Regions from separate parts of the Homo sapiens genome. Here region 1 is linked to region 2. The links are chromatin loops, found by intact Hi-C in ENCODE. Cell type or tissue: endothelial cell of umbilical vein. All regions are shown on one strand. Each heading gives the region's core, and the rest is flanking DNA. Links, peaks and the distances in the headings are about the cores only.

The links. Peaks named below come from ENCODE experiments on the same cell type or tissue, not always from the same donor. Only the 100,000 strongest peaks of a DNase experiment are listed, where the experiment ranks them.
Region 1: it touches region 2 in a loop (2.9-fold over the local background); 5 of 110 quality-filtered maps call a loop at or near these places.

Annotation. Positions count from the first base shown.
Region 1 is chr12:22,972,218-22,977,609 of GRCh38, reverse strand. It overlaps LINC02955 (long intergenic non-protein coding RNA 2955), which reads right to left. Exons shown (of 13, transcript NR_187515.1): 6 at 5,142-5,234. Among named protein-coding and RNA genes, the nearest start is that of LINC02955, 280 kb to the right of the region's middle. In endothelial cell of umbilical vein, for the core only: no CTCF peak of the experiment used is centred there; a DNase peak (open chromatin) is centred at 2,569; H3K27ac peaks cover 997 bases.
Region 2 is chr12:22,682,007-22,687,356 of GRCh38, reverse strand. It overlaps ETNK1 (ethanolamine kinase 1), which reads right to left. Exons shown (of 8, transcript NM_018638.5): 7 at 2,801-2,874; 8 at 1-2,475. The coding sequence ends at 2,403. Among named protein-coding and RNA genes, the nearest start is that of LINC02955, 15 kb to the left of the region's middle. In endothelial cell of umbilical vein, for the core only: a CTCF peak has its summit at 2,626 (motif pointing left); a DNase peak (open chromatin) is centred at 2,606; H3K27ac peaks cover 127 bases.

The DNA of each region.
Region 1 (5,392 bases), core at 263-5,262, 290 kb before region 2:
TTATAACTGTATCCAAAATTCCCAGAATGGAAACTTGAAAATTACCTTAAAACATAGTTTGGGATTACATATTTGAATTACTTTTTTAAAATGTCCTATTTTAAAAGAAATTAACATATTTAAAAGAAAAAATTCCTATAAAGTTCTCTTTATATTTAAAAATACATTTTTTCCATAAAACTAGTGGTTTTTATAGGTCATCACAGTATTAAATAAAAATAGTTGGGCAATAGTAAAAGTCTAAATTATCAAAGAATTTGGATTAAAAGATCAAAACAACATTTCTACACTTAAAGAAATTATTTTCCTTTAAGAAAGTTTTTGCTTACCTATTCATAATATGGAATTAAAGTATATATTTCTTATCCAACATACAATTATATGTGTTAGAATGATTAAGTATGTTATATCTAATATAACTATTAAGTATTCTCCTTGTACTCTTTGTTATCCTTTAGAGATTTTAAATCCATAGTAATATTTAAATCACAAAATCAAGCTAAAGATGTAACATGAAGATATTTTCATATACAAACTTGATTTGGATTATGTCACTTAAGCCCTATTTAATACTAATATGTGACATTCTCATAGTACTTTATCACTTACAAAGTACTCTTTTTTTAAAAAAGCTCGTTTTTAATTTAAAATCAAAACAAATATTTAATTCCAAATTATTATTTTTTCTTCTTGGTGAAAAAATGTACACAGAAACATTTGAACTGTCTTCAGCAGAGGTGACAGCTAAATGAAGACAGCAGAGAAAAGAAATGAAAACGAAAACAGAGATCATAAAAGAAAGAAAGAATACTTTTAAAAGATGGAGAAATAAGGAAAGAGGTTTAATGTAAACGTGATACAGTCATGTTGATTTAACTCATACATAAGTACACCAGGCAAAAAAAATGGCCACATAAATGTGCTGGGTAAACTTTAAGAATCCAGAAAGGAGCCATTCATTGCTCTGTAACCTCAGCGGCAAGCTAAAATTATTTCCTAAATAACAGATTTCCAGTCTTGCTGAATTATTGTGTAACTGAGGGGCAATAACTTTAACCTAATCTCTCCCTTGGCTATCTGTAAAATGAACAACATGAACCAGATCCAGGTAATCTTAGATGCCATTTTCAGAAAATTCAATCTTGGAAACTTTTCTATGGAAAATCGAGCCACCCAACAATTCAGGTTTTGGGAGTTTTAATTAACAAAGTGGTTAACATCTAAAGAACAAGAGAAAATAGTATGTTAATTTAGAAGTTTAAAGAGCATATGTTATTTTCTTTTTCAGGCCCCATTATCATGAAGAGGTAAGTTAAGTTTGGCCAGATATTTTTGAGAACTGCTATTGCTAGAAAAGTTTAACTCAGATGTCACATAAAAGTTTCTCTTGTGAAATACTGAGATTTCCAAATAATGCTTACATTTTCTAACAAAGTCATAAGTCAATTTTAAAATTTGCTTGTCTCTTAACTGGAGCAAGGAGTGGAAAATGACAAATTCATATTGCTTCTTATATGCATTCATTCATACATGTGCTTAGTAAGTATTTTACCTAACTCAGTTATGTAGATTTGGCCAATGGAGCTTGTTTCTTTTAGTATTTATCCAGTTTCAAATTTAATACAACCTACCATTATGATTTCAGCAGTTGATGGTAATTTTGTCAGGCATTACAATTCTTATGTGAGAATTCTTATGAAAATAAACTAGATATAGATTTAGATAAGTTCAGGTTATGCTTATTGATATATAGGACTTGACAATCTAATCAATATTTTTTCTCTGTAAAGATTTCAACTTGTTTTATAGATCCATATTGATACATTGTAGTTTTTAAATAATGCTTCAAAAAGCTGAAGAAAGTGAAAAAAATTGTTTTGATCATATGTCTTTTAATATGAGATTTAAAAATTAGAGTTCTTTAACCTGGTAACAAGTTTGCAATTTAGGTGACTAAGTTTGAGCCATCCTTTAAAGAACTGGGTAAGTGTTAAAATTTTCAACCCCTAAGTCTAGTTCTAGTTCAAGAAAGTAAATTGGGCACACACTGTGGCCAATTATATTCCCTGAGAATATATTGTCGTATAACCTAGAAGTTTTTTTTGAAAAATGAAACAATGGAGAAACACTATACCCAAGACTGTCCTGTCTTCAAATCTGCAGAGAAGGTGGATGCTGAGCTGTTGAAATAATAGACAGACCCTAGGTTCAGAATTGCAAAAATTCTGTGGAGGGAAGGAGTTATAAATAAGGCGAAACATTGAGAATGAATTGAAGGCATCTTTATTGCATCAGGCAATTGGCATTTACTCCTAGGCCAAAAAAAAAAAAACAAAAAAAAAAGGTTATTGGGAGTGGGGAGGGCAGGGTGGGTAAGGGGTCCTGAAAATAAGTGGTAGAAAATGCCAGAAGAAAGCTGAGGATTCAAGTGAAGATATTCATTCTTGGAGTAGCTGTAGTTCTAGAATTTGGAGAGTCCTTAACTTGTCAATAAGAGCTTTTGCCCACTCATTCTAAAGTGAAGTCTTCTAAAGGACATGACTCACCCCATTCCACTAAAGGACATGACTCACCCCATTCCACTGTACTTCACATAGAATCACCAGTTATTAGAGGGACTTAATGGGAAAAATATCTTACATATAGAACAGTAGAGGAAACCCACACCATTCTATATATAGTATTTCTTCTTAAAATATAAGTGGGCAAAACAAGATATTTGAGAAGAATTAGTAGCATGGAAGAAAAAGACTAAGATGAACAGAGGTAATTCAGGGAATGGAAGAAAACATACAACACCTAGCAAATAGATGGAAGAGATGTTACATCCATGAAACAAGAATGGTTTGCAATAAAAAAGGTTTCATCAGAGACCACGGCAGAACTCTCAGAAATGAAAACTAACTGGAGAAATTTAAAATTTTAATTAGAAAATTAATACAGTTAAGAAAATATTACAGAATGTAGAACAAAGAAACAAACAGAAAACAAATTAGTGAAAAAAATTACACACACATACACACACGCACACACTTATCTATCTCTCTATATATATCTAGTTCAGTACTTGCAATATAGGCATCCTAGAGAGAAACAATGGACAAAGTAGAAGGAAAAATGATCAAGGAACTAATAAAGGAGATGTTCCCAGACTAAATGCAGTCATAAGTCTGCAGTTGGAGTTTGCTTACTAAGTGTCCAGCACATTAAATAATAAAAGGCTCACAACCTAAACAGATTTTTGAGAAATTTGAACATCCAAATGAAAAAAAATAGAAAATCCTAAGTCTTTCAGAGACAATAAGTAACTACAAAGGAAGAAAAATATGATAAGCATTAGACTTTCAGCAGCAACATGGAGGCTAGAAGGCAATGAAGCAATGACTTTAAAATTCCAAAGGAAAATTATTTCCAACCTAGAATTCCATACCCAACTAAAATTTCAGTCAAGTATGAGGGGAAATTATAGACATTTACATATATGCATGGGCTTACAAAATTTAAACCCTTTCATCTTTCTCAGAAAGTTAGCTGAACATATACTTCTGTGTAGTAAAGAGGTAAGCTATAGATTCATCCCAGAATAGTAGACAAATCCTGAGGAATGGCAATACAGCATGTTGTAGAGTGAAACCCTGCCAAAGGAGAGTAGGAGGAGAAAGGATAAGCTTCATAAAATGAAAAGAGTAGCTCTCAGATAAAAACAATTAATAAGAGCATAGATAAACTTCAGGATTCAAACAAAGTAAATTATGCAGAAATGATCAATCAAAACTTCATGAAATGTCAGAATGTTTTTATCAGAAACTCTCAGACTAAATATTAAGCAAACAAAAATGTGGCTTAATGCAGGGGTCCCCAGGCCCCCTGCCCACACAGCGGTGGGCAAGCATTACTGCCTGATCTCCACCTCCTGTAAATCAGCAGTGGCATTACATTCTTATAGGAGCACAAACCCTGTTGTGAACTGGGCATGTGAGGGATCTAGGTTGCACGCTTCTTGTGAGAATCTAATGCCTGACGATCTGAGGTGGAATAGTTTCATTCCAAAATCATCCTCCTCACCACCCCACCCCCACCCTCATCTGTGGAAAAATTATCTTCCATGAAACTGGTCTCTGGTGCCAAAAAGGTTGGAGATGGCTGATCTAATTGATTACAAGAAAAGAAAATTCACTTCATCTTGATGCTAGAAATATTCTCCTACTGGCTTGGGACATTGGACCTGAGCTGGCCCAAGAGGGAATAATATTTACAAACTTACAGATAATATATATATAAGTATATATATTATACATTATATTAATATATATAATTATTTTATGCATGTATATATTTAACTATTCGTTTTTAAATTTTTAGGTGAACATAGAAAAGCCTGGAATAAGATTCTTGGCTATGATTACGGGATAAACTGTAAACATTACCTACCCCGAGAATATAAAAATAAAAGTGCAGCTGACAGAATATGGGACGTGGCAGGTCGGGGCAAAATTACTCCCATCATTAAGTTTGGAGAGTGAGGAAATATTGTCAAAATTTAGTGAAACAAGAAATAGAAGTTTAAAGTTATAAATATAACAAACAGAAGAATATAAGTACATAATGATATATAATGAAAATGTGATTAACAAACATTGAGAACAGGAGTGACAGAAGTCAACATGCAGTGAGCTACATATGCACCTTTCACAGAAGGTGTTCAATAATGTGGCATAAGGTTGATGAATCTAGAAATTTTAAAAAGTAAAAAAAAATATTATCTAGAGATATGAAGATAATCAATAGGGAACTTAAAAATGAAAATGGTTGACTTTGCCTTTGTGCAAGCAGCATGGGGAAAGCTGTGAGTGTTGTTTTGAATTGTATGTCCTCTGACAAATACTATATGCTATTTGTTAAAGAAACATTTGTTACTTTGATAAAACTATTCCTTTCAAAAATAAATAAATAATTTTAAATCATCAAGATCTTGCTTAGACATGAAAAAGAACAGTCGACACAATATAATTCTGGACTGCTTCATCTACTGGAGAAAATGATCATAGCTGCCATTTCCTGGGCACCTATTTTATGTGAGGCAGGATGCTGGGTACTTTCTATACTGCAGATCACAACAAGGTACAAATTGGAATGCTTACCTCAAAGATGTGGAAACTGAGCTTCAGGGAATTTAAATAACTGGTCTGAAGTCATAAAGCAGTTGAGTGGTAGATCCAAACCCATTCCAAAGCCTAAAAATATTTAAAAACCAAATGATAGAGGTCATATTAAGTGGTCCCTAAAAGTATATTTCAAGTCTGATATTCTCTGATTCCAAAGCAAAATAAGATAACATTCTACTCAATTTTTTCACGTTAACCTAAAAATCAATACAGAAACCCAATATAAT
Region 2 (5,350 bases), core at 351-5,350:
CTTAGCACACCACAGGACAGATTTTAGAGGGATGATTTCAGAGCACTTTGAGATTTACCCTCCTTTAGAATCCCTTACATGGTCGATATAAAAGGGAAGCAATTCTGAATCCTATTACTAGCCTGCACCATGATCCCAAAAACCTATACAGGAAGTAGGAGCATCACAACAACCAAAATCTAGCCAGAATGGGGAAAATAGATTAGATATCTTATTTTGTTCCCAAGATCCACTGCATAGTCCCAGAGCTAAAGTGAGAGCCTTTATTCCTGGTTACATTCACTTCCCTATGAATCTCTCCAAAAAACCTACAATAGTGTGACAGCTAGTAGCTATGCACAGTCTATCAGCAATGGCTCAGTGAACCTCTATTCAAAATAGTTTGAAGTAAGAATATGGAGTAAGGTAGAAAAATTATCTTCTCTCCTCCCACAGTTCTACAAGATATATACTGTTGCACTTTAGAAGGCAGAAAGCAAAAAAAAAAAAAAAAAAAAAAAAAAAATTAAGAGTATTACACATTCTTTATCTGTTTTATGAAAATGTTCTAACCACAGACAAAAATTCCACCAAAAACAATTTTTCAAGTTCACACTAACATTATAAAAAGCTACTAGTTGTTTAATTGGTTCCATTCACTTAACTAGGCAAAGTTCTATTGATCTTACAGTAATATGGTTTATAAAAACAAAAGTGAACATTTATAACATTGGGGAGGTAGAAACCAAATCTGGTCTAACACTGTTACAGATACAAACATACTTTAAGATTATATTTATGTAACTAGAATTTACCATTTAAAATGGCCTGTGTTTCTATTTACTTTATTAGCTTCAAAAATCTTGAGATAATCCAAGTATTTTAAAGCATTTGTCTGAGAATATTAAGTCATTTGGAATACATTAGACTCCTCAGAAGATTTCTCAGAGGATAAATTTGTAGTTGCATATTTTGAATATGCAGATCCAGTAAGCCAACTTTGTACATGGGCACTTATGTGACCGAAGTGCAAAGCTTGTCAGACTAATTTTCTAAGTAAAGTTAACCATGACTGCTCAACTACACAGAGCAGACTTCAAAACCTGAAGCCTATTTATCTATCTGAAAGATCTAACTTCTTTCCATACAATAATTACCTCCCTCTTACCACCAGACAAAATTAAAAATACAGTTAAACAAAAACAAGAGAAATAAACAAAAGCCCTCCTGCCATGACTATTTATGCTTAATTCACATTTTGTCATTTGTCAGATTTTAAGTGTACAAGATCAATGCCCTAAGTGTTCCTTATTTAATTATATAACTGCCTCAACATATAACGCTGAACTTACATGTATCAAGTAATCATTTGCTATCAGTCTAAAAACATAGAATCAAACTAAAACATGAAACTAAAATGTGAGGAATGAAACATGAAACTGAAATGTAAGGAATGACTCTGGATAGGTAAAAAATAATTAACCTAAACAATATTTTCTTATTTCTACATATGATAAATTTTGTGTATTTGTTTCAAAAATTAGCAATACTAGTGACTATTTAATAATCAAAAACATAAAGCATCTCTAGAAGTAAAAGGAAATTTTTGGTTAGAAACAATTTGATACTATAAAATTTTTAAAACTGAAAATAGTAACGACCATATTTAGCATTTGAAAACATTATTTAATACAGATTTTGGTAACATTAACTAATACTTATTCCAAGATTATATGGTAAATATTTATATTTATACTGCCAGACTACATAGAGAAACAGGGATTTAATTCTAAGTTATATTACCCCAAAAAGAAATACTTTCTAATATTGAATTCAACAAGATGTACCACCAACAGAGACAGTGAATGTATTTCACCTTCCTAAACAGCTATTTTTATATGAAAATCCTAAATTATCTACATCAGTCAATGACTGGCATTTCAAGAGTAAATGATTCATTTTACTTACAATGCATCAAGATAAAAAGGTTACACTGAACAACTAGAATGTTTACTGAAATTAATCTTATTAAAGTAAAACTTAAAAAACTTATTTGGGACATTTTCATTGCTTACACTCAACGAACGTGAAACAGAGAAAAACAGTCACAGAATCGTGCTAAGTTTATAATAAATAATTCACATACAACATAGGTTAAATTATCAAAGAAATTAAACTGACATCTTTATACCTTTTGCAGATTTAACACATTTCTAATCCACCACATACGGATAGCAGTAGGTATATTTCTTGACATCATTCAGTCTATTTCAAAAATAGATTTGATTGTTTAGAGGCATAATTTATAAAGCAAGATAACCAAATTAAACAACAGAATTTTAACTAATATTGGCTTTTTGGGATTTCTTAAGAAAAGATTCACAAGCATTGCTCAGCTACTGGAGAATAATTAAATCTCTTCTTTACTCAGGCACTTTTAATGCAGTAACCTCAGGCTTCATTTTAAAGTACTGGTTAAAACGAACAATTGCATACCTAGTGAGAAAAGAGAACAACAAAAAAATTAGTCAAAGCTGAAAAACTTGGTCCTTCCCTTATTTTCACTCAGTCCTCTAAGCTGGTTTTCTTAAAGTTTAAGATTTTCAAAGGACATATTTTTAGTTTATTGCACCACCTACTGGACACTTTTCTAATCCTGCGAGCACTTAACAGCTTATAGCAATTTCTTCACAGACCAATTACTAAGTGTATACAACTTTTATAATTGATTGCAAATAACTACAATATTCCCTGTGAATTCTTAATGTTAATCCAAACAAAAGCAGAGACCAATGTAATCATATAATAAAATTTAACTTACCCAAGGAAATCAAACTCAATAGTGGAGTATTTGGCTTGAATCAAAGCCCACAATCCCCAAAAGAAATGAGAAGCCTTAAAAGAAGGAAAGAAAAATCAAAAATTATGATAATGAATTTCTCTGTAAAACACATATGAATTGCTAATTCTATCCTCTAAATCAACTCCATGCACCACACTTTCTTGCTGTTCTTTTTATATAAAGCGTCTAAAACCTAGATCCTACTGACGTCTGCACCCACTAGATGGCTACAGATCACTTTCGTCAACACCAAAGGAGATTATGGTAAATTATAATCACTTGAAAAATAGAGGCCAGTTCCTGTGATGTGCTTTTTTATAAAGCAAAGTTTACCATCAGCACTGATAGATGTTAGTGTTTTTAATGGTTATAATTGCTAACAGGCTTACACATTATTATATCAAAGGCCTTTGTTTCTTGACATACAAATATAAACACAAAAGAAAATCCAAATCTCACAAGCAATAAATATATTTAAATGTGAAAAATGTTCTAGGGGTGACAAACATCTGAAAATGATCTTACTGGCTTAATTCTGCATAACAGACCACAACATAAAGTAACACAACTTATGTCAGGAAAAATATGGGTTTTGGACTTACAGGGAAATTAGCATGTAATTAGTAACTGTAAAATAATTATGTGTGCTTTACAATCTATTTTCAGTTAAACAGGGTAATATTTTAAAATCTGAACAAGATTTCACTTCCCAAGAAATACTATATTCTAACTAGAAATATTCTAAGTAGAAACAGTATTAAAGACAAGGTTTTTGTTTCAGCTAAATTCATTACAGCAACAGTAACAAAGGGGCTCTAACAAAAAAGTATTCAACAGCCATGACCTTGGTATTTAAAAATACCAAGCAGCACAGTATACCAAAAAGAATTCTTAATTTGAATTACAAGATGTAGAGGTTCCAGTCCAGGCTCTATCTCTGAGTACCTTTGCAACCTTTAATAAGTCACAAACTTTAGTGTCAGATCTATCATTTACGAGATGGGAATATTAGCCATTCTGTATTCTACACAGGATTGTTTTAAAGACTAAAGGATATAATACATGTAAAAAAAATTTTTCAACCTAAAGATCTCTATTTAAAAAGCACTCTGCACTTTGTTTTTGGCTTCCTCAAAAAAATACCACTAACTATTCAGCTATTCAGGAGGCTGGTGATCACTAGAGCTCAGGAGTTCAAGGCTGCAGTGAGGAGCATGCCACTGCACTCCAGCTTGGGCAACACAGTGAGACACTGTCTCTTAAAAAAAAAAAAAGAACAGGAATATAATTTCTTTCCTGATATAGAGATAGAAAAGAATAAACAATGTAGCAAAGACTAAACAACTAAAGTCACTTGCACATGAAGCATAAAAGTTAAAAAAACAAGCTGGGCTCTGGCGTGTGGCTTTAAGCACTTCACGTGGTGCGTTTATTTCCTCATCTGTAAAATGTAGGTCATAATAGTACCTATAGCTGGCATATAACAAATATTCAATAGAATGCTAGCTATTCTTACTATATGAAACCAGAATGATTAAAAATGATAAAGATTTTCAAAAATGGTCTTCTATCTAAAAAAGTATATCAGGTATTGAGAAATGAAATTATGAAATTAGAGGACTTCCTTCTTTTCAAAGTCTACATCAGAGGTTCTTAAAGTGGTCGATGAACCCATGGGAGTTTTCGGAGGCCCAAAATTACTTTCATAATTATACTGATATGTTACTTGCCTTTTTGACTATGTTAACATTTGCACCAATGGTTCAAAAGCAGTGAGGGTGAAACTACTGTTACCTTAAGTCAAGGCAGTGGTAGCAAATCACACTAGTGTAATAGTCTTATTCTTCACCATCACACAATAACAGTAAAAAGCCAATGTCACTAAAGAATGTCCTTTGTGAAGCCATTAAAACTATTAATTTTATTAAATCTCTACCCTGGAGTACGTGCTCTAGTATTCTGTGGGAGGAAATAGGCAGTACATATAAAGCACGTCTACTGCATATCCAAAGTACAATGGATGTCTCAGGAAAAACACCTAGGTAACTGACTTTTGAGTTGAATTTGCACATTTTTAATGGGACACAATTTTTACTTGAAAAAAATGACTAATATACAAACTAGAGTTATCAAACTAGAGTTATCAGACTTGAGTATTTGGCAGACATTTTCTCAACTATAAAAAAGATAACTTGCCATTTCAGTGAAAATAACTGACAATATTTGTTGCCAATGATAAAATTCAAGTTTTCACCCTAAAATTAGAACATGAGAAAAGTTTTATGTGATTCTGTGAGCTTAACAGCTTCTCAATATAGTACTATAAGTTTTTCTGATGACACTGGTGGTGATATCAACATATGTGATCTTTAGCTATCTTATAATGAGATGTGTCAACATTTGGAAGATCTATACAACTCAATGAATCAATTATTTTCCAAATAACTAATAAGTTAAAATTACAAAATCACATACAGGTAAAAGAATCATTCAATCTGCAAGATAAACCAGTAGATTTTAATGTAATAG